Regions from separate parts of the Homo sapiens genome. Here all the other regions are linked to region 2. A link is a loop called in an ENCODE intact Hi-C map of the cell type or tissue named here. Cell type or tissue: endothelial cell of umbilical vein. All regions are shown on one strand. Region 1 has its middle 13 kb from the start of ANKRD33. Region 2 holds the start of TMDD1 (transmembrane and death domain 1). Region 3 has its middle 59 kb from the start of SCN8A. Region 4 overlaps SCN8A (sodium voltage-gated channel alpha subunit 8). Region 5 holds the start of SCN8A (sodium voltage-gated channel alpha subunit 8). Region 6 overlaps SCN8A (sodium voltage-gated channel alpha subunit 8). Region 7 overlaps SLC4A8-AS1 (SLC4A8 antisense RNA 1).

Region 1 (4,000 bases), 61 kb after region 2:
GCCCACTAGTTGTTGACGGAATCATTTTAAAAACTTTTTTTTTCCTTACAACAAAACAGAATAGAGTAGAAAACATAACAGTGCTTTACAGTTTCAGGAAACGCTGCTTGTAGTTACATGTGCATTCATGTGTCCTGGGTCCAGAAGTAAATGTATTTACTGTGGATGACGGTCAAAAAAGTGAAATACTCAGAGTAGAGAATATTCTTCAGTGATATCTCCAGAAGGGAATGGTGGATGAATGGAAACTGACAACATGAAATATATCAGGCTAAACATAAATGTAAAAATTTTTGTAAACAAAAATGTACACTGGCTCTGAGCAGCTCAGTGTAACTGCGGTTGGTGGTGATGGGTGGAAGGGCTTACGTAGGACTTAACTGACTGCCCTTTTGGTGGGCAATGAAGCTCTCTCTGCTGTGTAAGACACCTTGAGCCTGATTCCTGAGAATGCTGTCCCTGAACGCCCACTAGGCAATGACCGTGGCTCCCTCACCGTGGCCCTGAGCTGTGCCAGAGGGAATGGGTTATTTAGCGAGAACCTTGAACTCATGTGCCCAGGCCTCCCCTCCAGTCCACTAGGAGTGCAGAAGGATTTGCAACAGGTATGCTGTAGTGGTGGTCAGGACACCCCTGCCTGAACTTCACCCATGACCCTTGTCCTCACCCCCACCCAAGGGGTCATAGTCCAGTGAGGGTGAGCTGGTCAGAGTGGACCCTAAATCAATCCCAGACCTTCCTGGCTGGCTCTGAGTTACAAGCTGTGGGCTTTGTGATGCAGATCATGATTCGGGAGTAGGGGGCATGACCTATGGCAGGTCACACAGGACCCCTAGAAAGGGCCAGAGCTGGGGTCAGAGGCCACCTCCTCCATTCTCTGCCCTGCTCTGCTGGGTCCCATCCTGCATCTACCTAGTCCTTCAGCTGGGCTGGGCCATTTCCCCACTGACTGCCGGCTCCAGCTGTAACTGCCACCAAGCCTGGAGGCTGGGAGGAGAGGGGCTTCTGCTGGAAAAAGATCCCAGAAGAAAAGAAAGGGATGAGATGACACAGTATTTTGTTCCCAAACCAGACTCAAAAGTTTCCTGAGTTCCTTCTCTGTAGATTTGCCCCTGCACCGCCCCCCCGCCCCCCGCCCCACCACCTTCTCTTCTGATTGAATTCCGCAAGTCAAGACTCTGGGCAAAAATCCAGCCCAAAGGATTAGATGGCTGGAGATTACGCACGGCAGTCAGAGAGCAAGTTAGGGAGCAAGCAGTGTATGTTATCAGGGCTTAAGAGAGAGCATCAGAGGGAGAGAGAGATGGAAAGAGCCAGATGGCGAGATGAGAAAGATCAAGCTGAAGAAAAGGGGATGACAGGCAGACAGAAAGAGGAGTACCAGCAGAAGACACTGAAGAGAGTGATTGAGAAATAGGAGCGGCAGGCAAAGGAACATCCTTGTGAACTCCTGTCAGACCCCAGCGGCTGAGAGGTCCAAAGGAGGTTAATCCATAAAGGGCCTTTGCTTTTAATCCTTAAGACCACCAGCCTGAGACTGCAGAAGGCCCTGGCTGAAGTGTACCTGTGTCATCCAGGAGCTATCCATTATTTTACACATTAACCAACAACTCCATGCCCCACTACCACAATCATTTCTATCAACAAAGGCATACACAGAGAGGGTCAAGACCAGGCCTGGGGAACTTGGCAGGGGCTGGGAAGGGATCCCTATTGAGTCCTCTTGAGGAGGGAGGCCTGGACAGGGCACTTCAAGACAGGGCATCAATGCAGGTAGAAGGTAGAAGAATCCTCACACTTGGCCATGTGCTGTGGCTCACACCTGTAATCACAGCACTTTGGGAGGCTGAGATGGGCGGATCACCCGAGGTCAGGAGTTCAAGACCAGCCTAGCCAACATGGTAAAACCGCGTCTCTACTAAAAATACAAAAATTAGCCAGGTTTGGTGGCACATGCCTATAGTCCCAGCTGCTCGGGAGGCTGAGACAGAAAAGAATCGCTTGAACCTTGGAGGCAGAGGTTGCCGTGAGCCAAGATGGCGTCACTGCACTCCAGCCTGGGCTACAAGAATGAAACTCTGTCTCAAAAAAAAGAAAAAAAAAATACAAAAGTAAGCCGGGTGTGGTGGCTCACATCTGTAATCCCGGGTACTCAGGTGGCTGAGGCAGGAAAATTGCTTGAACCTGGGAGGCAGAGGTTGCAGTGAGCCGAGATCGCGCCACTGCACTGCAGCCTGGGCAACGGAGCAAGACTCCTGAAAAAAAAAAATCCTCACACTTGGGGTACCCATCCAGGTTGGCTAAAGCTGATATACAGAAATAACTACAGAAATAACTCCCTTTCCTTTGAGCCAGAAACGGAACCCCACAACCCTCCTGTGCATCTGCCCTGCCAAGACCCAGACACTGCACCTGACCCTAGAACCCTCAGCTATAGCCTCAAGCCCTGTGGGGTGGGGATGCTCTTCCAATTCCTGCCCAGACCTGCCACCTGCTGGCTGACAGTGGCCTCGCAGTAACAAGACCCTTGCTGAGGCTGGGGTGATTGGTGCTAGAAGTAGCTTCTCTGGGCTTGGGGAAAAGAGGATTTGAAAAGCAAAATGTGAAATCCCCATTCACCTACCTACGTGTTCTTATGGTCTCTCTGCACAGGTTAAAAAGACTCTGTCCCTAGGCCAGGCACGGTGGCTCACCCTTGTAATACCAGCACTTTGGGAGCCCGAGGCAGGCGGATCACGAGGTCAGGAGTTCAAGACCAGCCTGGCCAGCATGGTGAAACCCCGTCTCTACTAAAAATACAAAAATTAGCTGGGCATATTTGCACGCCTGTAGTCCCAGCTACTCAGGAGACTGAGGCAGGAGAATCACTTGAACCCGGGAGGTGGAGGTTGCAGTGAACCAAGATCGGGCCACTGTATTCTAGCCTGGGCAACAGAGTGAGACTCCCTCTCAAAACAAACAAACAAACAAAAATAAGACTTCTTGTCCCTGACCATCACTCCTGCATGATGCTGGGGGTGATCTTCAGGCCAGAGGAGAATCTGGAGGGGAACTCACATTTACTGAATGGCCGACAAGGTACTAGATGCGGGAGACACAGAGATAACCAAAGTCCTGGGATTATAGGTGTGAGCCACGGCACCTGGCCAAGAATGAGATTAATGATAACTAGTGTGAAAAACACAAGCACTGAACTGTGTGCCTGACTCAGAGTAGTTTTCAATTAATAGTGATTGAATGAATGAATTAGAGCTACCACCAAGGGATGACGAACTCTGTGTGCAGAGGAAAAGAAGGAAACAGACAGGGAAATATTTCTGATTCTTTTATATATTTTTTTCTATCATTACCAAGTAGTAATTATCTAGGTGGAAGATTCAAACATTATACAAGTTTGAAAAACAAACCCGCTGGGCGCAGTGGCTCACGCCTGTAATCCCAACACTTTGGTAGGCCGAGGCGGGCGGATCACGAGGTCAGGAGATCGAGACCATCCTGGCTAACATGGTGAAACCCCATCTCTACTAAAAATACAAAAAATTAGACGGGCGTGGTGGCAGGCACCTGTAGTCCCAGCTACTCGGGAGGCTGAGGCAGGAGAATTGCGTGAACCCGGGAGGCGGAGCTTGCAGTGAGTGGAGATCGCGCCACTGCACTCCAGCCTGGGCAACAGAGCGAGACTCCATCTCAAAACAAACAAACAAACAAACAAAAAACCTTTTTCTTCACCCTTCTCTTATTCCTCCTCTTTAAGTTAACCATGTTTTAAAGAGCATCATTTTGTCTAGAGGTTCCCCATCTGGGCTGTACATTAGAATCACATGAAGAGATTTTTAAAATCCTGTTGCCCAGGTTGTGCCCCAGACCAATAGTCTCAGAATCTCCAGAGTGGGTTCCAGGCATCACTATTTCTAAAAAGTCCTTAAGTGATTACATTGTGCCGCCAATGTTAAGAATGACCATTCTGGCCGGACACGGTGGCTCATGCCTGTAATCCCAG
Region 2 (4,000 bases):
AGCCAGGGGGACATCAGGAGAGAAGAGGAAGTCTGGGTTGGGAGGGGCCCAAGTTTTGCAACAGAGTTTCCATTGTTCAGCTCTGTGCTTTCTTGGATTCCCTTTCCAAGATTACCAAGATTTCCTCCATTAAAACTCCTGAGGCACCCCCTGCCCCTGCCCCCCACTGCTGTTTGCTGTACATAGAGGCTAAGTGGGGTGGGGTGGGTGGGTGTGCACATGTGGTGTGTGTGTGTGTGTGTGAAGAATGTATATAGGTAAAGGGGAGTGTGGTCCAGTGGTTCCAGAAAAGGGACAGAACTGTGTTCTGTCCCTAGCTTGACCGCTGGCTCGCTGTGTGGCCTTGGGCAAGTCACTTAACCTCTCTGTGCCTCAGTTTCCCCATCTGTAAAATGGGGATAATAATACTGACCTACCTCACAGGGGTGTTGTGAGGCTTTAACTAAATGTTTTGTAAAGCGTTTTGAGATACAGAGGCAAAGGCGCTAGGGAAGGGCAAAGTATTATTGGACTTAAGGAAGCTGAAATGGTACCATAAATGCTGCTATTCTGAGAGCCATTTTAAACTGCACTGCTCCAACCACCCCCGCTTCTCATCACCAGGACAGCAGGTCGAGAAAATGTCTTTCCTTTCACTTGCTTCTGGGGTTTGTGATTATTCAAGACAATTTTTTCCCCTTGCTGTATCTCCTTCCCTCACCTCCTCGACTTGTTCCCTGTTCTGTTTATGCGGAAATGGCAGAAATGCTTGAGAAATGAGAATGTGTAAGTGGATTGGAAGTTTATAGTATGAAATTTCAATTTTACTTTGTACTGTACATCTTTTTACTTTAGAATTTGCAATAAAGGGTTACGTCAATCTTGTTTTCAACTCTCCTCTTGGACTGGCCTGTCATTCTGTCATTGCCCTCACACTGAAGCCCAAGGTGGACAGGCACCACCACCTCGCAGGACCCCACTCTGTCCCGTGGCGGGGACAGAAGTCTGCGTAAGGGCTCACCGCGGCTCAGCCCCTTAGCTGGGCAGGCAGTGCCCTAGCCACTCCCAGGTGTGTGGGAAAGGTTTGGGACTCCACTCAGCATGTCAGGAGGCCTTGCCTGGCGGGGGGCAGCACCTTGGAGGCGGCGCCCTGCACGTGGGCACACCCCTCTCTAGTGGTGCTGCCTCTGCACACTCCAGCAGAGCCCCAGAGTAGCCCCGAGGGGGAGCTGCACATCTTGTTCTGGTCCCCATCACGTTTTTCAAGCCCCTTATTGCGCACACACCTTTCCTTCTGGAGCTCAAACTTTCAGGTCAGACGGCCGTAGGTTCGAGAACGTGACTATGCCACTAACTAGCTGTGGCCGAGTTTCCGCATGTGTGATGGAGACAATACCTTCCTCCTTGAGTTTTGAAGAGTACATCAAATAATGTATGTAACTAGTTAGCATGAGGCCTGGCACACAGTGCGCAATAAGTGGTAACTCTTCGTGGAAGAATAATTGCAAGATAAGAAGGAATCTGCCTGGCGCAGTGGCTCACGCCTGTAATCCCAGCACTCTGGGAGGCCCAGGCAGGCGGATCACTTGAGCCCAGGAGTTGGAGACCAACTTGGCCAACAAGGCGAAACCCCGTCTCTACTAAAAACACAAAAATTAGCGGGGCGTGGCTGCGCACACCTGTAGTCCCAGCTACTCGGGAGGCTGAGGCAGGAGAATCGCTTGAATCCTTGAACCCCGGAGGCAGAGGTTGCAGTGAGCAGAGATCGCACCACTGCCCTCCAGCCTGGGCAACAGAGCGAGGCTCCTTCTTAAAAAAAAAAAAAAAAGCTAAGCTGACAAGAATTGGGCGGTGCACCTGCCACCCTGGGAGCCTGGTACCTGAGCCCCTCTTCCACCGGCAGTCCCACGGGCTTTGCTGCTCCTTTCCAACGGATTAACAAACTCTCTGCTCTTTCGGTATTTCTTAACGTTTATAAACCGTCCAAAGCACCACTGCCCCAAGACTGTGCTCCCATTTTACAGCTGAGGGCAAGGGCACTGTGAGGTGAGGGAGAATCTGGCCCATCTGCAGCCCAGGCCCCCGGGGGCGCGCGCCGCTCTTTAGGAAGGAGCAGCTTTGTTTCCCACCAGCCCTGCACTGTGGCGAGCGGGCCGGGGCTGCCGGGCGACGCCCGGTCGCCGTCGCCGCCAGTGATCCATAGCGTGAGCAGGACGACCAGCGCCCCGGTGCCCAGCGCCCCCACGAAGCCGGTGAGGAGGCCGAGCGCCAGCGGCCCCGCCCAACCCATGGGGCTCCGCTCGTACAGGGGCTGCGGCAGGCGCTCCACGATCAGCTGCAGGGCGTCCCAGTCCGGCGCGGGGACCGCGGCGCGCCGGGGGCGCGGGGCCGGGGCAAAGGGCACGCGGGCGGCGGCGCCGGGCCGCGGCAGGAAGCGCTGCCCGAACTTGCGCAGCTGCAGCGTCGCCTGCTGGTGGAGGTTCTTGCCCAGCTCCCTGGCCACGTCCGGGCGGCCGCTGCGCCGCAGGGCCCGAGCCAGGCGGTCCCAGGACAGGGACGCGGCCTGGGGGGCCAGCCAGGCCGCCAGCGCCTCCCGGCAGCCGTCGGACACCTCTCCAGGCCCGGCTACCCTGCCCGCCGGGTCCTCGGCCGCCTCTCGCCGCCGCCGCCGGCTCGGAGACCCCGACGTGGTGTTGAGCGGCTCAGGCCGCGCCAGCCGGTCTTCAGAAAGCCGGGACAACTCGGCCTCCACGTCGGGCTCGGGCGCCTCCAGGAGCGACCGGAAATGGCCGCACTCCTCCGGGGTCAGCAGCTCGGCCAGACGGACGGCTGCGTGAGGGCCCATAGCGTCCACGGCCCCCGCCGGAGCCAGCGCCCAAACCCAGAGCGTGAGGACCAAGGCGCTCGCCAGAGTCCGCGCCGCCATCCCTGGCGGGAACCAGGGACCGAGGACTGTGCGGGGACGGGGACGTGGACGGGCTCCGCGCCGGTGATGGGGGAGGGGTTCCGAACGCCCGCGGATTGTGGGAGGGAGGAGGCTCCGAACAGTCGGGAAGCCTAGTGGAGGAGGGGACTGGGGACAAGGGGGCTGCCAACACCCAGCGACGGAGACGGGGACTCCGACATGGCACTTGTTGGAGGGTCTCACGAAACTCAGGAACTGGGGTAAGAGGGCTTGCAACACCCAGGAAGGGGGTTCTCAGCCCCCCAGGAGGCTAGGATTCTGGGCTTTTACATTGTAGCTCCTGCCCTAGGCCTCCTAATAGCCACTAATACCTCAAACTGAACAAGTTACCAACATCTCTTCTAATTCATGTACTCCCCAACCGTTCCCCTTTACGAAAAGCCCTAGACCCCTTGCTCTCCATTAACTTCGATATTCAATCAATTCCTACATTCTCTTTTTTTATTTTCTTTTGTGCAGATAGGGGTCTTGCTGTGTTGCGCAGGCTGGTCTCCAGCTCCAGCCTCCGCCTCTGCCACCACCTCCCAAAGTGCTGTGATGACAGGAATGAGCCACCATGCCTGGCCTCAATTCCTAAATTCTCCTCTTGTCTACCAAATACTAAAGTTTAGTATTTATTAAATGAATCCATCATCCCATTCTCCCACTCCAGTGCAAGTCCAGACCCTCCTCCTCTCTTGCTGGTCCTCCAGCCCCCATCCTTGCCCCCCAACACTGGGGCCCTGCCTACCTGCACTTATTCCATTTCCCCCAAGGAAGCTTGGCTCTGGCTCTCCTTCTGATCGCGGCCTGCACTCCTCCTGCTGTCAGGCGCCTTTGGGAAGCCCTCCCTGACTCCGAGTCACACCCCTTAGTGGTGTCCCCATTAGGGACTCCTCCTATCTGCCCCACAGCACACTGCAGCTCGGCCTTTTTACTGTCTCCGCCAACTAGACTGCAAGGTCCATACATTGTCCCCATGGCAACTAGAGCATAATAAGTGTTCAGTAAAGATTTGTTGAGTCAATGTGTGAATTTTTTGTTTTTTTAAGAGACAGGGTCTCCTGCTGCTGCCCA
Region 3 (4,000 bases), 280 kb before region 2:
CCTTGACTGGCTCCTGGGAGGTGACCTTTGAGCCCTTGGAAGATCCTGCCTGGTTGACTTTTTTTCTATGCCCCAGGCCTTAGGCCACACTATCAGTCTGACCAGTTTGTGCTAATAAAGTGATTTATGGTGAATGTCTGGTTTTGTATGCCTAAGGCCCTGCCTGGGCTGTGCACCAACAGTTTGACCTCTCAGTAGCGTGGGGAACTAGAGACTGAGTGGCTAAAATAAGTCATGTGGGTACTGCCACCACATAAAACCCCTGGACAACAAGGCTCATCCCTGGTTGGTAATATTTTGCACGTGTTGTCATGCATAGTTTTTGGGGGAATTAACTGCATTCCCGTCAGGCCCACTGGGAGAGGACACCTAGAAGGTTGAGCCTGATTGCCTGATTTCTCCTGGACATCGCCACCTACTTTGTCCCTTTGCTGATGTTCATCTGTATCCTTTCCCTGTAATGAACCATAACTGTGAGTATATCAGCTTTTCGGAGTCCTGTGAGTCCTGCCAGTAAGTCATTGAATCTGAGGGGGGTCTCAGGGCACAGATAATGCAATGTCTGTTATCAAAGAAGTTTAGAAGTGGATAATTTGTAATGATCTTTGTCTTCAGTTACTCTGATGCCTCTCCACACAATTACTTCATTCATTCATGCAACACGTGTTTTTGAACACCAACCATGTGTGGATACTGCATTCCAGGCACTGGGACATAGCAGTCAGCCAGACAAAGATCCCTGCCCTCATGGAGCTCATGTTCTAATGGGGGAAGGTGAGAGACTAAGCGATACACATAATGAAAAAGGTGATAATGCTATGGTAGGAAGAAGTAGAATAGGTACAGGGGATCAGGAGCACTGGGACGGGGGTGGGGCTCCTTGAGAAGGTGAGATGTGGCTTGACAAAGGTGAAAGTGTGCCATGGGGGTTCCTGAAAGTTCTCTGGAGGACTCATTTGCCCCTTGAGTGCTTGGGCCATGGCTCTCATTCTTTAATGAGCACCAGAATTACTTAGGAAGTTTGTGAAAGAGGCTGATTTCCAGACCCCTTTTGTGTGTGTGCGGTGGGATGGGGGCTGGCGGGGAAGTTAAGATTATAAAACGCACTTGCCGTGAGCCTGATGCTGGAGGTCCAGGAACTGCACTTAGAGACCCACTCCATCAGGCAGGCCTGGGCAAGGAATGAGAAACAGCCCTTGCTCTCGGAGAGCTCCCACTTGAGTGGTAACAGAAGGGAGAGCTGGGTAAAACACAGTGCCTGTCAGAGCATCTCTCTGCCATTAATGCATCCATGGGGAACGTCAATGCCCGAACTGACAATTAGCTGAGGGTGGAGAACTCTGAAGGGATGCATTTTGAGGAGCTGGGGTAGAAGGGATTAGGGGACAGAGGTGAGGACTCCTGCAATAAAAATACAGGTTCCCCAGAGCAAGACCAGAGGTGCTGAGAGACCAGAAATGATCTCTTCTGAAAAGACAAGAGGGCTTGGAATCTTCCTGGGTTTCCCCAGTGGTAGTTCTGTCTGCAAGACAAAGTCTTTGGTCATGGGGAGACTGGATAAATAGAAGGGGCCTTGGAGAGAGTAGCAAAGGCGGTCGGAGCCGCACCCAGCTGTCCTCAGATCCCCTTTCCAGCTGTGTATGTTCACTGTCGATGGCTCCTATCAACACCTGTCTTCAGACGATAAAGCACGGGCTCCTGGGGCTAAGTCACCCAGATGCACCAAGAACTGGAAGGGGCTGCCAGTTGACGTCCCCCTGGGGCAGCCGTGGTCAGCCATTGATGGGTGCAGCAGTACAAAGCCCTGTTCCTTTGCCCTGAGGGAGGGCAAACTCTGTGCTGCAAGGCACGCCCCTGGAGCTCCCTCAGGCATCAGGCTGAGGCTGGGACTTCACCCCAAATCAGACACTTGCCTGGCATTTACTCTTTCCCTATTCTACTGTCCCCACTTCCTTATAATATTTTCTTGGGAATATTTCCTTAGTAAACCACTTGAGCATGAATTATTGTCTCATCTGACCATAGACAGAGAAATACTTTAAGCACCAAAGCAACCCATACCTCGGCTCCCAGTTCCTTAGGGAGAGTGGGGAATAAACTCCCATGGCAACCCAGAAAGGCAGTCCTCTCCCCTTCCCCAGGCTGGACTGCCCAAACCTGCCCGGCCTGACTGCTCTAGAAAGGGCACCTTAGTGTCCATGGAGAGGTGGCACCAGGGCAGGTGGCACCAGGTTTCAGTTACCGCCCCTTCTTAGTAAACCCAGAAAGCCGTCTAGACAGTTCTGGGCATGCAAAGCCCCACTCAAGACTGGGCTGAAGAATCGGACTCTCCTTCCCGTCTTTGCTATGCCTGCCCTCTGCTGGAGGAACTCATGAACGGCAGCTGGTTAGAAGGGAAGGAGTGAGCCAGAAGCACCAGGGCTCCAAACCCCACCCATCCTTTAGGGTCCAACTCAAATGTCGCTTCCTCCAGGTAACCTCCTCTGATTCCCGCAGCTGAAAGCAAGCTCTCTGCTGTAAGCCCCCACGCCCTTCCTCTACGCGTCCCTAATGGTGCCGTCTACCTTATGTCCTGGTTATGCATTACATGTTACCTCCTCAGCTCATCTGTGAGCTCCCAGGGGAAGAGGATTTTTTTTGTTGCTGGAATTTACTCCCAAAGGATTTTGCACCTCCCTAGAAATATCTCCCACAACTAAGCCCTAAATTCACATCATTAAAGAGAGCCTTTTGAATTCAAGTGTTGTATCTCTAAAAAGGCCCAATTAAAATGTAACTATGAAAAGACATAACCAAGTTGCCTGGACTGTGAGTCATTAAACATTTAGGACATTAGCAAATTAATAGAGCTCAGAGTGCGGAGAGCCGAGGTGTTATCAGAAATGTTTTGGGTGCCAAAGAAAGATGAGAAAAGGAAGAAGGGTAAAGAAAAAAAGAGGAAAAAGTTGAGCATGAGGAACTTCTGAAGAGAGTTGACTGGATAAAGCTGGGGAGGGGCTGGGGGGTTGGAGGGAGGCAGGAGGGTAATAAAGTCCCATTTACCCTGGGGTAGAGATTCCAGAAGAACAGGTGGGGGACACATATCAATAGTGCCATTTTATCTTGTGGACCCAAAAAGAAGTTACTGGGTCCAAATGCCAAAAAAAAAAAAAAAAAGCCCAGTAAAACAAAATTTATAAATGCTTAATTAGACATCAGTAAAACATAACATTGTCAATTTCATTAATTGTTAAATTTAGTATTTATAAATATTTATTCCATTTGAAAAGAATTTTGTGGGTTAGATTTTTTTCACTTCTTAAGAATTCCTGGGTAGAGATGGTGACTCCTGAGTAATCGTAGCCAATAATAAATTAAATATTACTCATCGCCAAATAATTTCCAAAGCAAAATTATAAAATTCCTTTCAAACTTACAGGGCAGGGTCAGGCACGGTGGATAATCCCAGCACACTTTTGGGAGGCCAGGGCGTAGTGGGTCACTTGAGCTCAGGAATTCAAGACCAGCCTGGGCAACATGGTGGGACCTTCTCTACTCAGCCTCCTGAGTAGCTGTAGTCCCATCTACTCAGGAGGCTGAGGTGGGAGGATCGCTTGAGCCCAGGAGGTAGAGGCTGCAGTGAGCCGTGTTGGTGCCACTGCACTCCAGCCTGGGTGACAGAGCAAGACCCTATCTCAAAAAAAAAAAAAAAAATTATAGGGCAAATTATATTTAACATAGGATATGAGTGTGTTTTAATATATTTGCTATAATAAAACTAGGAGTCTCTGGGGCTTACAAAGTTCTTAAAATGGCCTTTAATATCAAAGATCAATTTCCTCCATCTGCTTCACAACAGTTTCACCCTAGATGATATCAGAGTCCTCACCTTTCATAAGCAGACAAAGCACCCAGAGACAAACTGCTTTCTTTTCTTCAACACAATTTGAATTTACCTTCTTGTCCACCTGCATGGGCAAATTAGTTGGTGATTAAATGCTTAGAATAGCTAACTATAAAG
Region 4 (4,000 bases), 140 kb before region 2:
GGAGCTGGATAGTACCAGGACACGGGTACTCTGGAAATGCATTCCAGTTATGCCTTTGCTGGAGACTTTCCTGGGACACACTGGGGCTATATAATATAACCTATATTGTAATTTTACTTGAGGAATTCACTAGGCAGATTAGCATAAATCAGGATTCTTTTCAACATGGCATAGTCATTTTTACATAACAGGTCATTTGTTTCTGAACAGCTTCCTAGCCTGATATAGAATCTGTTTAGATTCTGCATTATATTTTCCGTTATTAAACCAGGGAAATTTTGAAAAGACACTTATTTGTTGCTTGCTATATTGGCTGTATGCATACTCAGAAATGAATGCCAAATTGCTGTTGATTAATGAACAACTGGCCAGTTGCCTAGTTCAGAAAGAGGTGCATAGGCCTGGGGGAATAAAGTACATATATTTTGTTTAGGCAGGCAAGAATTTAAGGCCAGAGAAGTTGGCTAAAAATGAGAGGACCAGTTAGTTCTAGAAATCAAAACAGTTAAGATCTAGGGACAGTCATAAGTCATTGCCAGTAATAGTTATAGTCAGATAGACTCAAAGGTTCCCAGCTGCCCTCTTGTTGATTAGCTAAACCTCTGAGCCCCTAGGTGTTCATTATAGCCAGAAGCTCATCAGATGCCTGCAGATTACCTTTGCCCTAGTTGAGATGTTGACCTCTCAGGATGGGGAGAATTGGTTGAGTGAAGAGCTGCTCTCCTGGGCCATGTGTTTCACAGCAAACCAGGGAATGGATAATAAATATTTCTCGAAGAAGCTTTCTCTTCTATGATATTCTCCACCCCTGCATTGAGTACTCTTCTATATAAAGTCTTTTCATATATATGCATCCTTTATTGTTTTGTTTTATTTTATTTTATTTTATTTTATTTTATTTTATTTTATTTTATTTTATTTTACCAAGACAGGGTCCTGCTCTGTTTCCCAGGCTGGAGAGCAGAGCTCACTGCAGTTTCAACCTCCTAGGCTCAAACGATCTTCCCACCTCAGCTTCCTAAGTAAGCTGGGTCTACAGGCACATGCCACCATTCCCAGCAAATTTTTTTTATTTTTTTTGTAGAGATGGAGTTTTGCCATGTTGCCCAGGCTGATCTCGAACTCCTGGGCTCAAGCGATCTTCCCTTCTTGGCCTCCAAGAGTGCTGGGATTACAGGATTACAGATGTGAGCCCATCCTGTTTTTTTTTAATTTACACTTTTTGTGTGGCTAAAAAAATTATTTCAGTCTTGGGATGGGGTGGAGACATGCTAATAAACTAGCTGTACTGCAGTCCTGTGATGACTGTGTGTGTTCATTGTTTTGCATTTGCAGTATGCTAGGATTTGTTTGGTATGCATATGGACGTGCTCTACCTGGCCTTGCACGGTGTTCCTTCCCCTAATAGTGGGCCCCAAAGAGAAGATATCTTACCCTGAGTTAACAATGGCAATGCTTCTACATTGTGTGCTCCAAGCCCCACATTGCTAATTAGAAATGAAAAGCCTGTGCTTTTCAGAAGGCTCATTTTATGCCACATGACACATTTATTAATACTCCATGCCATAACTCGTTAAGAACTGTTCTGCCGCTCTTAATGGACCTTGTGCTGAAACACATTCAGTGGCTGTTGTTGTAAACTGATATTTCCCCTTGGGCAGTAACCGCAATCCAATTTCAATTTCCCTTTTAACTCATTTACTTCACAAAGATCTAATTTGAGACAGATTAGGTAAAATATTATTGGACTTCATGGGCACCAAGTGATTGTTGTTTAAGAAGTATTGTAAAAACCCAAAGCTTGCTGTCCTTTCCACTATATCTAGGCTTTGAAGGATCTGGCGTTAGAGCGTAGTGTTGAACGAGAGAGGACAAATGTCCTTTTCTGGATTCCCACCAGAAGTTTAACGATGATTACAAACGTTTAATCAGCCATATGAAACATATATACATATATCTCTCTCAAAGTCAACCCATCACCAGTCATTCCTTTCCATTCTCCCATATTCACTGTTCTCCTGAGAACAGGGGATAAAAGTAGGGGAGATAGTGCAGGGAAAAGCATTGTGTGACGCAGTTCTGCCTTGGGGCTGCTCTATGCTCCCCCCTGCTGACATAAGTATGGTACTATCAAGCACTGTTGACCCTGGACTTGACAGACTTCAACATAAGGAAGCAGAATAACTAACTCAAGAGAGTTCTACAAGGATAAAATGTGAGAGAATAAATAATAATAGGCTTTCTCCTCAAATTTATGGTTTGCTGCTTTGTTGCACTTAATCCTGGATGCTCTGTGAATTTTCTAAATCGTAGAATTACAGATATCAGTGCTGGAAAGGACCTGAGTATGCCCATCAGGCAGCCCTCTCTCTTATTTTATAGACGAAGAAAATGAGATCTAGAGACATGCAGTGGCCCAGCCAGGCCATACAGTTAGGCAGAGGCAGGGAAGAAGGAGAACACAAATGTTTTAGCACATGACCTGAGAGATGATCTAGTGGTTCCCCAAATCTGGTGAGCACAGATTCCTGGATTCTGCACACTTATTTAATAGAACACCTGGAGAAGGGATTTATGACTGTGTTTTTTAAAAAGCTACTCAGCCTAGGCTGGGCATGGTGGCTCACGCCTGTAATCCCAGCACTTTGGGAGGCTGAGGCAGGTGGATCACGAGGTCAGGAGATCGAGACCATCCTGGCTAACACGGTGAAACCCCGTCTCTACTAAAAATACAAAAATTAGCTGGGCATGGTGGCGGGCGCCTGTAGTCCCAGCTACTCGGGAGGCTGAGGCAGGAGAATGGCATGAACCCAGGAGGTGGAGGTTGCAGTGAGCCGAGATCACACCGCTGCACTCCAGCCTAGGCAGCAGAGCGAGGCTCCGTCTCCAAAAAAAATAAAAAAATAAAAAAAAATAAAGCTACTCACCCCAGGTGCAGTGGCTCACAGCTATAATCATAATCCCAGCACTTTGGGAGGTCAAGGCAGGAGGATTGCATGAGGCCAGGAGTTCGAGACCAGCCTGGACAACATAGCAAGACCCTGTCTCTACAAAAAATAAAAATAAAAGATAAGACAAAATAGAAAGCTAGTCAGATGATTCTTATGCAGTCAGTCTGGACTTAGTCAGGAACTAATATTAGTGTATCCCCTGGGGCAGATCAGTTTTGCCATCTGTTTTTGTATGGCCCACAAGCTAAGAGTAGTTTACATTCTTAAATGGTTGGATGTGTGAAAATGATACGAAATTTAAATTTCTGTGTCCATAAAGTTTTACTGAAACACAGCCACTCTTCTTGGGTTGCATGTTGTCTATGGCTACTTTTACACCACAGTTACAGGGGTAAGTTGTTTTAACAGACACTGTATGGCCTACAAAGCCTGCAGTATTGACTGCCTGCGCCCTTTCAGAAAAAGCTTGCTGGTGCCGGGTATATTACTTATCTCTTTCTCGTGTAACTACTGCAAGCCCCAGTATTAAAAGGGAAATTCCTAAGCTTTGAGTACTTGTGTTTGTCCAAAGACTATCTTGCCTTTTTTTTTTTTTTTTTTTTTTGAGACGGAGTCTCGCTCTGTTGCCCAGGCTGGAGTGCAGTGGTGCAATCTTGGCTCACTGCAAGCTTTGCCTCCTGGGTTCAAGCGATTCTCCTGCCTCAGCCTCCAGAGTAGCTGGGACTACAGGCACATGCCACCATGTCGGGCTAATTTTTGTATTTTTAGTAGAGATGGGGTTTTACCATATTGGTCAGGCTGGTCTTGAACCGCTGACCTCGTGATCCACTCACCTCGACCTCCCAAAGTGCTGGACTTATAGGTGGACTATCTTGCTTTTCAAAAAAGATCCATTGTGAAAAACTGCATGCAAATTATCTGTAAATCTAATTATTTCAATAATAAAACATGTTTTATTGTAATACAATTTCCTACTAAAGTATGGGAGATTTACCTTCATTTCAGGAGTTTAGTGTGCTAGATGTTTATTTTTGTTAACAGAAAAACTG
Region 5 (4,000 bases), 220 kb before region 2:
ACATACTTGAGTAAACGATTTTTTGCAAAGGTGCAAGGGTAGTCAGTGGAGACAGGATAGTGTTTTCAACAAATAGTATGGGGACAACTATATATCTATGCAACAAAACAACAAAAGAACTTCAAACTACATTTCATACCACATACAAAAATCAATTCAAAATGGATTATAAACCTAAATGTAAACTCTAGAACTATAAAATTTCCAGAAGGAAACATAGGATAAAATATTTGGGGCCTTGTGTTGGGCAAAAACTTATTAGACATGACATTAAAAGCATGATTCATAGAAGAAAAAATAATAAACTGAACTTCATAAAAATTAAGAAGGTCTAATTTTTTTTTTTTTAAGAGACAGGTTCTGGCTATGTTGGCCAGGCTTGAGTGCAGCAGCTATTCACAGGCCCAATTATAACACATTATAGCCTCCAACTTCTGGCCTCAGGAGATCCTCTTGCCCGAGCCTCCCGAGTAGCTGGGACTACAAGTGTGCACCAGGACAACTGGCTGAAGAACCTCTGCTTTTGGAAAAACACTGTTAAGAGAGTAAAAAGAATAAAAAGATAAGCCTAAACTGGGAAACAATATTTGCCAATCACATGTCTGACAGAAGATTTGTATCCACAATATATAAACAACTCTTTAATTTTTTTAAAAAAATTTTAGAATCAGAGTCTCCTGTGTTGTCCATGCTGGACTTGAAATCCTAGGTTTAAGCAATTATTCCTGCTCAGTGTCCAGAGTAGCTGGGACACCAGGCATGCGTCACTGAGCCCAGCCAGGATATATAAACAACTCGTAAAACTCAATTAACAAGAAAAAACCCCACCAATTTTTAAATAGGCTAAAGACTTGAAGAGACACTTCGCCAGGAGGATTTACAGATGACAAGTCCATGAAAAGATGTTCAACATCTTTAGTCACTAGTGAAATGGACGACAGACCCACAGCGAGATAAAACTACACATCTATTCAAATGGCTAAAATTAAAAAGACTGATCACTCCAAATGTTGGTGAGGATGTAGAACAACTGAAATTCATGTGCTGCTAGTAGGAATGGAAAGGCACAACCACTTTGGAAGGCAGTTTGGCCCTTTCTTAATATGTTAAATATACACCTAAGACAGGACTCAGTTATTCCATTCCTAGATATTTATACCCACGAGAAACGAAAGCATATATATCCATACAAAGACCTGCACACGAAAGCTCATAACAGCTTTGTTCGTAACGGACAAACATTGGAAATAACCTAAATGTCATCAACAGGTGACTGGATAAACACATTGTGGTGTATCCCCATAAAGAATACTACTAAGCAGTAAAAAAGAACTCTTGATAGGCAACGACTGAATAATCTCAAAACGATTATGCCGAGTGGAAGAAGCCATACAAAAAAGAGAGTTTGTACTGTATGATTCCATTTATTTAAAATTCCGGAAAATGCAAACCAATGTACAGTAATAGAAAGAAGATCAGTGGTTGCCTGGAGAGGGTGTGTGGGGGCGAGCGATGCAGGGAGTGATTACAAAGAAGCACACGGAGAAATTTTTGGAGGTGATGGGTGTGTTCATTACCTTGGTGGTGATGGTTTCATGAGTGCACACATAACTCAAAATTGTACAATCTAAACACACGCAAATATACCCCAGTAAAGCTAATTTTAAATGTATTGTAGAGGGCACATTATGTGATAAGCATACCATGTGCCTGGCTGTGTTAGCAATGTGTGAAGTGCATGCTCCCCGTTAGTACAAACAAGAAGTTTATAAGGTTGCTACTGTGACTGTTTCCTTTTACAGACGAGAACACTGAGGTTTGGAGAGGTTGTTACACCCTTTTTCCCTCTTGTGATTGGTGGTAGGAAAATATTAAGTAGAGGAGAGACACAGTAAAGTGCCAAGAGCTCTGGCACTCATTACCTAGATCCTCGCGAGGGTGGAGTGAGCGGTCGAAATGCTCATGCCTACTTTACAGATGGACAGACTGAGGATCGGAAAGACTGAGGTGGCCTGGGGGCTGTCAGGGAGGCAGCGCCTCCCCGCTCCTGGCAGCAGGTCCCTGTGGGCTGAAACACGAGCCTCCACCTGCCGCTGATTGACTTCTCGTTTTTTCAGTGGGCCCAAGATCCTGTAAATTGAGTTCCCTGCGCTTTTGGATGTCAGAAACTTCACTGAGCGCGGCACTGTTGGGGGGCAGGAGAAAGGTAAGACTTGGCACTGACGCGGGCCACAGAGCACGCGGGTCACCACGACAGCTTTCGGGTCTCGCCGCCCGGCGCTGGCGAGCAGCCAGCCAGCGTCTCGCGGCGGGTCCCGGTCCTCAGCCCGCGGCCCCTCCCGGCGGCTCGGCGGGGGCGTAGTGGAGGCGGGCCCGGGGACGCTCGCTGGCGCTCCCGCGCGGCGCCCCCTGCCGGCGCCCTGTTCCCTCTTGCCCCTGATCCGCTCCCGGCGGCGCGGAGACGCGAGTCTGAGAGCCTGCGGGCGGGCGGCGCGCTGCAGGCGAGCGGGCGAGCGGGCGCGCCCTGCAGGGGTAGGTGGGCCGCGGGGGCGCGGGCGGGCGGGCGCGAAGCGCAGGGAGGGGGCGGGGGCGGTGGCAGCGGCGCTTGCGGGCCGGGGCCGGCCCGGGCAGGGGGCGCGCGCGGAGGGGTAGGCGCGGGGGCGGGGCGGGCGGGGGGCCCGGCAGTAGGGGCGCGCGCGCGGTGGCGCGCGGCGGGCGCGAGTCATCAATTATGCAAGGACTCGGGCGGTGCGGGGGGCGGGCGCGGGGAGCGCTCCAAGATGGCGCCCACCGCAGTCCCGCCCGCCGCATCCTCGGCGCCTTTGCAGTCCGGCCGCGCCTCCCGGGCCCCGCGTTAGGGCCGCCGCTGCCTCCCTCGCCGCCGCCGCTGCCGTAAGTCGCCCCAGAGCCCCCGCCCTAGCGCTGCTTCCTGCCCTCCGGGTTTCCCTTCTCGCCTCGGGACCCTTGAGCGGGGCTCGCCCATCTCCAGTCAGGGGCTTTGCCGCAGAGTGCGCGGCGGGGCTCCAGGGGCCGTGGAGCTGGGGCTCTGCTCTCCTTGTTTTGGACAGGTGTTTGGAACTCTTGCTTCCTTCTACTGTGTGTACCGGGGGTCTCTTAAGAGAACTGAGGACCACCAGTCCCCACCCCGGACACCCTGCTTTCTCCGTCTCGGCTACAGTGAGGGACACGGCCCGTCCTTGGTGCCCCTTCCGCGGTGCAGCCCTCCATCCCTCCCTCAGTGCCGGGCAGAGTTGGGGCCCCTAGCCGGCTTGCACTGGGAAGGGCAGCGCTGTCGGGATCTTCCTACAGCAGCCCCTCAGCCCTCCCCCTCCCCCATGTCTTACTGCATCCTTCTCCCTCAGCCGGCTTCACACTGCTAAAAACTGCAGAAGCCAAGGGCTCCTGGGTTCTTCCCGCAGCCAGCACTCCCGACTCCCTCTGTCCTTTACTCGGATGCGTTCGTCCCCCTCCCAACAGGGTGCTCTGGAGTTGTGATGGGGGCTCCCGGGACCTTCCTCGGCAGGCGAGGATTCCTGCATTTGGAAGCACATCACTTTGAGAATATCCCCTTCCCCCATCCCACCCCCACCCCCACCCCCCACCCCCACGCCACCCGATGCAGAGCTTGTTCCTCTCCTCTCCCTCCCCCACCTTACCATCAGCAGCAGCACCCTTGGCTTCTTGTTAGCGTTGGGGTACAGGACTGTTTGCCCAGCTCCGTGGGCTTGGACCCTCCTCTCTAGTTCTCACTTGGTACCTTGGGGCACCGCAAAGCCTCTGCAGTTTCTCCTGAGAGCTCAGCTCCATCCCCTCCATTGCCAGCAACAACCACCGGTGGAGACTTGGCTAACTTTCCAGGGGTTAGCCAGGACTGTCAGACCCTTTCAGGGGCCCCAGCTTCGAGTTGGGATGGAATGGGAACCATTTTTCAGCCCGATAAATAGGATTCTTCAAACCATGCATTCCATCCGACTACTCCACCCTATGCCCTCTTCCTCAC
Region 6 (4,000 bases), 70 kb before region 2:
GACAGGTCTGGTGTTGATGAAATCTCTCAGCTTTTGCTTGTCTGGGAAGGTCTTTATTTCTCCTTCATGCTTGAAGGATATTTTTGCCGGATATAGTGTTCTAGGGTAAAAGTTTCTTTCCCTCAGCACTTTAAATATATCATTACCACTTTCTCCTAGCCTGTAAGGTTTTTCACTGAAAGGCCAGCTGCTAGATTTATTGGAGCTCCATTGTATGTTTTTTTTTTTCTTTTCTCTTGCTGCTTTTAGGATCCTTTCTTTATCCTTGACCTTTGGGAGTTTTGTTATTAGATGCCTTGAGGTAGTCTTCTTTTGGTTAAATCTGCTTGGTGTTCTATAATCTTCTTGTACTTGAATGTTGATATCTTTCTCTAGGTTTGGCAAGTTTTCTGTTATTATTCCTTTGAATAAACTTTCTATCCGTATCTCTTTCTCTACGTCCTTTTTAAGGCCAATAACTCTAAGATTTTCCCTTTTGAGGCTATTTGCTAGATCTTGCAGGTGTGCTTCGTTTTGTTGTTGTTGTTGTTCTTTTTTCTTTTGTCTCCTCTGAGTATTTTCAAATAGCCTGTCTTCAAGCTCATTAATTCTTTCTTCTGTCTGATCAATTCTCTTATTAAGAGACTCTAATGCATTGTTTAGTATTCAGTTGCATTTTCCAACTGTAGAGTTTCTGCTTGATTGTTTATAATTATTTCAGTCTCTTTGTTAAATTTATCTGATAGAATGCTGAATTCCTTCTCTGTGTTATCTTGAATTTCCTTGAGTTTCATCAATATAGTTCTTTTGAATTCCCTGTCTGAAAGGTCACATATCTCTGTTTCTCCAGGATTGGTCCCTGGTACCTTATTTAGTTCTTTTGGTGAGGCCATGTTTTCCTGCATGATCTTGATGCTTGTAGATGTTTGTTGGTGTTTGGGCATTGACAAGCTAGGTATTTTTTATAGTCTTCGCAATCTGGGCTTGTTTGTGCCTGTCCTTCTTCAGAAGGCTTTCTAGGTATTCGAAGGAATTTGAGCCCCGAGTCCAATAATGCTGTGGTTTTTGCAGATTCATAGAAATACCACCTTGGTGGTCTTGGATAATAAAGATCTGGAAGAATTCTCTGGATTACGAGACAAAGATTTGTTCTTTTTCCTCACTTTCTCCCAAACAAATGGAGTCTCTTTTTCTGTGCTGAGCCACCTTGAACTGGAGTGTGTTGATGTAAGCACCCCTCTGGCCATTACTGCTGAGACTGCTGGGTCAGACTTGAAGCCAGCACAGCACAGGGTCTCGCCCAAGGCCCGCTGTAACCACTACATGGCTGCCACCTGTGTTCACTCAGGGCCCTAGGGCTCTATAGTCAGCAGGTGGTGAAGCCAGCCAGGTTTGTATCCTCCCCTTCAGGGCAGCAAGTTCCCCCAGGTCCCAGGTGGGTACAGACATGTTGTCCGGAAGCCAGGGATTGGAGCAAAAAGCCTTAGAGATTTCTTAGCACTTTGGGAGTCCAAGGTGGGTGGATCACCTGAGGCCAGGAGTTTGATACCAGCCTGGCCAACATGGTGAAACCCATCAAGAGGACAGGGACCATGTTGTATGTGTTGTTCGCCACTGTATCCACACCACTTAGCAAACAATAAGTATTTGTTTAAATAAAATTAAATTTTAGCTGGGCATGGTGGCTCACATCTGTAATCCCAGCGTTTTGGAAGGCTGAGGTGGGAGGATCACTTGAGGCCAGGAGTTCCAGACCAGCCTGGATAACATGGCGAAACCTTGTCTTTACTAAAAAATACAAAAATTAGCCGGGTGTGCTTGTGTATGCCTGTAATCCCAGCTATTCAGGAGGCTGAGGTGGGAAAATTGCTTGAACCTCAGAGGCAGAGGTTGCGGTAAGCCGAGATCATGCCACTGCATTCCAGCCCGAGCGACAGAGCAGACTCTCAAAAAGCAAAAACAAAAAACCTTAGAGATTTGCCTGATGTTCTATTCTGCAGCTATGCTGGCACTCAAACCACAATACAAAGTCCTTCCTGCTCTTCTCTCCTTTTTCCACAGGCAGGAAGCCTCTTCCTGTGGCCACCACCACAAGTCATTCTTACATACACAGATGTTAGTGTAGTAATGCAGCAAGGAATTCCCAGGGAAATCGGTTTTTTTTTTCCTGTATTTCTTCTGTAGCTTTGCCAAACAAACAAAACAAACAAGACCCCAAGGTCACTGATCCAAATCTGAATCAGTGAAACGGTCTGATGAAACACTTTTTTTTTTTTTTTTTGAGATGAGGTCTCTATGTTGCCCAGGATGGTCTCTAACTCCTGGGCTCATGTAATCCTGCCGCCTCCACCACCTGAGTAGCTGGGACTACAGGCTAATGAAACACTTTGATAAGATAAATCGTAATCTGCTAGGAACTTTCTTCTGTTCAGTCCTTAAAATCTGAAGATGTTTAGAACAGATGGGCTTTTTGATGTAGCTCTCCAGAGGTAATTATTTTCTTTTTAAAACAGCTAGGATCATTCTCTTACTGATCAGACATATGCTTCTCCAGCCTCATACAATCTCCCCTGTCCTCTGAGGGCTGCTGATTGTCTCTGTCCTCTTACCTTCACCATCTTAGAAGGTAGAGCCAAGTCTACATGGGTGATATGGTACAGTGAACAACATGGTTACTAAAGAGCTGGATTAGTTTTAAGCCACCCCATTAAGCCTGAACTGATGTGGAATAGTCACAAGAACGTAAGTCAGGGACATGAAGAAACCCTTTGCTGTAATCTACCATACCAGTTATTGTCCAGGGTGGAGCATGTAATCATATTTTTTATAACAATCTGATTATACTTTCTGCCATTTTTTATTGGGAATTTGAACATTGCAGGTTAACTCATAAAACTGTGAAAGGGCAAGATAAACATAGGATACAATATATTTAATTAAGATAGCAAAACCTTTCTGTACTTTCTTACAATGGCTTGTAGGAGATCTGGAGCAGATCTTCAACTTGCTAATATTCAGTTAGGCCCAGATTTGGTATTTGGAAGAGGCAGTTTATTAGAATAATGGTGCTCCTACTCAAGGAAGAAACAGCATCTATAATACTTAGTGTGATCAGGGACTTGACTTTAATGAAATTTCAAATAGAAGTAAATTTGACTTACTTCGTCATGTGGACCAATTCTAGCCAAATATTGTGGATTTGAGATTAGGACCAGAAAACTCAGGGTCTACTTCGGATGACAGTACCCCAGGAGGATCTGGTCTTTCTACTCTATGCTTGGAATGAACCAGGTGAGATGTTTGGGTCCCAGCCAGATTCTTGGGGTCATTGTAGATTCACACAGACTTAAATGACTTCATCTTATCACCCACAGAAATAAGGATGAACCATAGCCAATTCATTTCATTCTACTTCTTGAAGTGAATAGGACTGTAGGATCAAAGTTAAAGACTGTAATGAAGATCACACACTGGACTGTGTATCAAGTAAGGCCCAGATTTACCTTTATAGACTTAACTCACTCTATTTGCTTTTCTTTTTTTTTTTTTAAAGGCTACAACTGAGGTGGAAATTAAGAAGAAAGGCCCTGGATCTCTTTTAGTTTCCATGGACCAATTAGCCTCCTACGGGCGGAAGGACAGAATCAACAGTATAATGAGTGTTGTTACAAATACACTAGTAGAAGGTATGTGCCCTATAATGTCAGTCCAACCGCTGAGATATAAATATGTAATGTGCATGGTAAATATAATCCCTGTCCCTTGGTCTGAGTTTTGCAAAGACTGTCTCTGAGCTTTAGGAATGGAACGTATTCCTATATAGAAACTAGAATCACAAATTCTCTTCCTAAATTTACATGCAGAGAATCAAATATATGGGCTTCAGATATGCTGCCAGCATTGTACACAGGTACGTAAGAGATAGGAAAGGACCTGCATGAGTGACCTAGAGGAGCTCAAGACCCCTGTCATTGTCATCATGAGGAGTCAGTGGGGTGCTGTAAGGCATAAAGGAATGTAG
Region 7 (4,000 bases), 390 kb before region 2:
GAGCCTCTCTCAGTTTGGAGCAAAGTGTAACTGAGTGTGGTGTAACGAAGTTCTGTGGATGATGTTGATGATGACGAATAGTGGGGAGCGATTTTCACAGCCAGGAGCTTGGCTCTCAGCTTTTGTGGCGCCTCAGACTCTTCCCTGGGATGTGTAGTGTTCCATGCTGGCAGCATGCTGTGAACAATGAAAATTGTATTCTGTAGTCTCTTTCAATATGCTGTGACTTGGCAAGGGCTGAAAGCAAATCATGCACCTGCATAACCTTTTCAGCTTGACAAAGAATCTCTCTCACTCCCCCTCTCGCCCCTCCCTTCCACAGGAAATGCTCCCAGACGACAGCACGAACAAGCCCTAATTAAGTCTTTCCTCAGATCCCGACGTCTTTTCCTCCAACCACATCTTGGGTTTAGATGTGTAAGTAAGAGGAAAGTGGAGAAATAAAAATCAGGTATAAGACACAGCTGGAAATTGGGACCTATTTAATTGCAAGTAAAGCCTAAGACCCCGGCCCTGGTGGCTCTTTGGACAGTTCACATAGAACAAGAGACAGAGTAAACTGATGGAGGAGTTAAGATGCTTTTGATGAAAAAACTGGTTGCAAATTATTTAAGAACATTTTCTCAGACTTTTTGCGTTTCTTATATTTGTGTCTGTCTCTGAATAGAAGAATCTCAATGTCTTTCAGGATATTTAAGGATCATATACGTAAGGTGCCTCATGCTTCCTTGAGAAGTCTATGAACACATCCTTACAATTATATGCAAAATTTTGGGCTTTGTTTACTTATCTGAAAAAGAGAATCCACAGATTTTATAATGTCTCCAGGGAGTTCAAGACCCACCGCTTTCCCCAAAGTTTAAGAACCACTGGTATTATAGAAGAGAAAGAATAGGTCTAAAACAAAATCTGGAAGGATGGCCACGTCAGGAAGCCACAAAGAAAGAGTGGAGCCTATGAAAGTTAGAGAAGGATGAAATTCCCAGGCATCCCCATGGGAGACAGTAGGGTGGTGAAGCTCATGCACTGTGGAATCATTTCATCTGAGCTCACAGTCTAGTGTCTCCATCTATTAACTGTGCTGGCTGTGTGCCCTGGGGAAGTTACCTCTCCAAGCCTCAGTTTTCTAATCTATACAATGGGATGATAGTGCCTACCTCAGAGTTGTTGCAAGGATGAAGTGAGGCTATCCATGTAGCATGCCTCTCTGCCTCCCTATTGGTATGATGTGTGTGTGTGTGTGTGCATGTGTTGTCTCTGCCTCTACACATGTATTTTCCATTTTCTTGTCCACTTTATGCCTCTTTCTGGGCTGACTGAAGATTCAAGAAGGCTCTGAATTCTGTTCTGCTGTTTTTTTCTGATTTCTTTAGAAAAATAATCAGTGTGAGGTGATGTCCTTGGCTGAATACCCCCAGCTCCACTAGGACTTGTCTTCCAGCCAGGCTGAGAGCCATGTGTTTGAGCTTTTCCAACCAGGGTAAGGAGCAGTAGATGTTAGGAGCCTCGTGCTTAGAGCCAAGTGAACCAGCTTTTTCTGGGAAGGAGAGACCAAATCATCCCTGGGAGGATAGAGCCTGTCTTCTGCAGTGCCCCAGATAGCAGCAGCCTTAGCTGCTGCCTCTGTGGCCTACTTCCTTTTGTAATTTGCACAATAGGCCAGAAGATGGGGCTCTTGACCCTGGAGTCAAGGGCCAGAGGCTCTGACTTTTTCCACATTTGTACTGGAGAGAAGTCAGATCCACCAGTCCTCCCAGGAATCACCACTACTTCTCAATTCCTTTCCCTACCCTACCTACTCCACTTCTGCCATGGCTGGGACTTGCCTTCCAGGGGAGTGGGGGATGTGGGCACATCTTTCCTTTGGCCACCATCCTCGGCTCCTGAATTACCACGTTGCTAGAGTCAGTCTTTCTGACGCCCTGCCTCAGGTTTCCCCCTCTAATCCATTCTCCCCTAAGGGCAGATTTTGGAGATGGTACAATTTTTATAGGCCAATACAACATAGTGGTCAAGAACTCTAGAATCAGAGAGCTTGTTCTTGACTCGTCTCCTCAGGTGAATCTTTCCCCACCTCCTCAGAGAAGCTCTCCCTATCCCATGCCAGTTACTCTTGATCACATAACTCTTTATTTACTTAACAGTAGTGATTATAACTAGCGGTTATCTTGTTTGATGACTTGTTTACTTTCTCCCACTTGATTGTAAGGCTTATGAGGCCAAGGACACTGTCTTAATTGCTGTTTTCCCAACACCTAACATAGGGCACGATACATAGGTTCTCAGCAAAAGTGTTTTGAATTAATAGATGAATGATGGAATCCCAGCTTCATGACTGCCTGACCTTGAGTAAGTTGCTTAACTTCACTGAGCCTCAGTTTTTTACCTGTGAAATAGAAAAAGAGTAGAGACATTATGACTATTAAATGACACAATGCATTTATACCACTAAACCCAGGTTCTGGTGTGTGGAAGTTTTCCCTAAAGCCTTCAGCGTCCTGCTTTTTATCATTTAAGAAAAATAAAGTCTGAATGAATTAGCCAGATCTCCACAATTTGATCACAGCCTTTTATTTTATTTATTTTTTATTTTTTTGAGACAGGGTCTCACTCTGTCACCTCGGCTGGAGTGGAGTGGTATACTGAAGCCTCTCCTGGGCTCAGGTGATCCTCCCACTTCAGCTTCCTGAGGGGCTGGGACTGCAGGTGCATGCCACCATGCCTGGCTAATTTTTTTGTATTTTAAAAATAGAGATGGAATTTCTACATGTTGGCCCAAGTTGGTCTTGAACTGTTGGGTTCAAGGGATCCATCTGTCTTGGCCTCCCAAAGTGCTGGGATTACAAGTGTGAGCCACCATGCCCAGCCCACAGCCTTTCTCTATCACAACTATTACCTCCCACTGCTCTTCTCAATAACTTTCTGCTTTGGCCCAAATTGTGGCTACCCTGAATGGGCCATGTGCATTATTATTCTTAAGTCTTTGCCTAAGACTTGAGATGCTTGCTCTTCTTACCTTGGGTCAGCTAAATCTTACCCATGTTTTCAGACTTAGCTCGAATCCATGTCCTCTGTGAAACCTTCCTGAAGATCATTTTCTCTTCTGAATTTTTGCAATCTTCATGGTTTATATAATATTACTCATTAACATATACCCTGTTTCCCTGATAAGCCTGTTAAGCTCCCTTGGAGATATATATTTTAGATTTCTCTGCCTCTACAGTGTTACTTGGGCCTGTTCATTAGTAGGTGTTCAATACATTTTTTATTAGATTGAATTAAAAGCATTCATATTTACTAAGTACTTTCTATGTGCCTGGGATTGGTTGAGGCTCTGTTGAGTATACAGAAGGGCATAAGAAAAATAATCATTGCTTTCAAAGAACTTATAATATTTTAGTAAGCTAAAGTCAACATATAAAGTACTTAAATAACCACAGCATGACAACTGCTATAAGAAAGGTATGAAGTGCCTTGAGAATTCTGGGGAGGGTGAGATGACATCTGTTAGGGGTATCAGGGACAGTAGAATAAAGAAAGGCTTCTTGGAAGAGGGTGGCTTTTGAGATTAACTTTGAAGGATGGTTAAGATTTTGATGGACAAAAATGGGGATGAGGGTAGGATGTGAATTCCAGATTCAAGATGACAGGATTAGTAAAGAGATTGATGGAGTGTGTGGCAATGAACACTAAAACGCAGAGACTAGACAGGAGGCTTATACAGGACATCAGAAATACAATTCTGCTTCAGGGATACTGAAGCCCAACCTTGTTTCCAATTTCAGGACCAACACAAAGGATGGTAAGCAGGGGTGGAAAGTTTTAACATGTATCAGACTACCTTCCCCAACTGTAGCTTCTTTAGGGGCTGAGAATTATTTGCAACAATTCTTCCCCTGACCCCAATTTGGACCTACCTGAAGTCTGGTATGATAGTGCATATAAAACAAAAGGCCCCACGGCCGGGTGCCATGGCTCACGCCTGTAATCCCAGCACCTT

Evidence for each region. Peaks named below come from ENCODE experiments on the same cell type or tissue, not always from the same donor. Only the 100,000 strongest peaks of a DNase experiment are listed, where the experiment ranks them.
Region 1: a loop joins it to region 2, with 7 times the contacts of the local background. A loop is called at or near these places in 33 of 110 quality-filtered maps.
Region 3: a loop joins it to region 2, with 9 times the contacts of the local background. A loop is called at or near these places in 40 of 110 quality-filtered maps.
Region 4: a loop joins it to region 2, with 8 times the contacts of the local background. A loop is called at or near these places in 7 of 110 quality-filtered maps.
Region 5: it touches region 2 in a loop (10-fold over the local background); 16 of 110 quality-filtered maps call a loop at or near these places.
Region 6: it touches region 2 in a loop (2.8-fold over the local background); 3 of 110 quality-filtered maps call a loop at or near these places.
Region 7: a loop joins it to region 2, with 8 times the contacts of the local background. A loop is called at or near these places in 69 of 110 quality-filtered maps.

What each region holds. Positions count from the first base shown.
Region 1 is chr12:51,872,939-51,876,938 of GRCh38, forward strand. No RefSeq gene overlaps it. Among named protein-coding and RNA genes, the nearest start is that of ANKRD33, 13 kb to the right of the region's middle. In endothelial cell of umbilical vein, a CTCF peak has its summit at 2,501 (motif pointing left); a DNase peak (open chromatin) is centred at 2,493.
Region 2 is chr12:51,811,989-51,815,988 of GRCh38, forward strand. SCN8A (sodium voltage-gated channel alpha subunit 8) reads left to right here. Exons shown (of 27, transcript NM_001330260.2): 27 at 1-876. It overlaps TMDD1 (transmembrane and death domain 1), which reads right to left and starts at 2,937. Exons shown (of 1, transcript NM_001386737.1): 1 at 1,933-2,937. The coding sequence starts at 2,905. The coding sequence ends at 1,952. RefSeq lists a silencer at 2,449-2,528 and an enhancer at 2,637-3,136. In endothelial cell of umbilical vein, a CTCF peak has its summit at 2,466; DNase peaks (open chromatin) are centred at 2,493 and 2,723; H3K4me3 peaks cover 1,306 bases; H3K27ac peaks cover 1,213 bases.
Region 3 is chr12:51,529,738-51,533,737 of GRCh38, forward strand. No RefSeq gene overlaps it. Among named protein-coding and RNA genes, the nearest start is that of SCN8A, 59 kb to the right of the region's middle. RefSeq lists an enhancer at 2,465-2,524. In endothelial cell of umbilical vein, a CTCF peak has its summit at 2,354 (motif pointing left); a DNase peak (open chromatin) is centred at 2,354; H3K27me3 peaks cover 204 bases.
Region 4 is chr12:51,676,189-51,680,188 of GRCh38, forward strand. All of the region lies in intron 2 of SCN8A (sodium voltage-gated channel alpha subunit 8), which reads left to right. Among named protein-coding and RNA genes, the nearest start is that of SCN8A, 87 kb to the left of the region's middle. In endothelial cell of umbilical vein, a CTCF peak has its summit at 2,109; a DNase peak (open chromatin) is centred at 2,103.
Region 5 is chr12:51,588,468-51,592,467 of GRCh38, forward strand. It overlaps SCN8A (sodium voltage-gated channel alpha subunit 8), which reads left to right and starts at 2,766. Exons shown (of 27, transcript NM_001330260.2): 1 at 2,766-2,892. RefSeq lists a silencer at 2,269-2,518. In endothelial cell of umbilical vein, a CTCF peak has its summit at 2,388 (motif pointing left); a DNase peak (open chromatin) is centred at 2,404; H3K4me3 peaks cover 1,586 bases; H3K27me3 peaks cover 1,084 bases.
Region 6 is chr12:51,742,371-51,746,370 of GRCh38, forward strand. SCN8A (sodium voltage-gated channel alpha subunit 8) reads left to right here. Exons shown (of 27, transcript NM_001330260.2): 13 at 3,533-3,665. Among named protein-coding and RNA genes, the nearest start is that of TMDD1, 71 kb to the right of the region's middle. In endothelial cell of umbilical vein, no CTCF peak of the experiment used is centred here; a DNase peak (open chromatin) is centred at 2,081; H3K27ac peaks cover 1,915 bases.
Region 7 is chr12:51,419,792-51,423,791 of GRCh38, forward strand. It overlaps SLC4A8-AS1 (SLC4A8 antisense RNA 1), which reads right to left. Exons shown (of 3, transcript XR_001749147.2): 3 at 2,108-2,386. It also overlaps a transcript of SLC4A8 not described here. Among named protein-coding and RNA genes, the nearest start is that of SLC4A8, 3.0 kb to the right of the region's middle. RefSeq lists an enhancer at 1-461. In endothelial cell of umbilical vein, a CTCF peak has its summit at 1,658 (motif pointing right); a DNase peak (open chromatin) is centred at 1,680.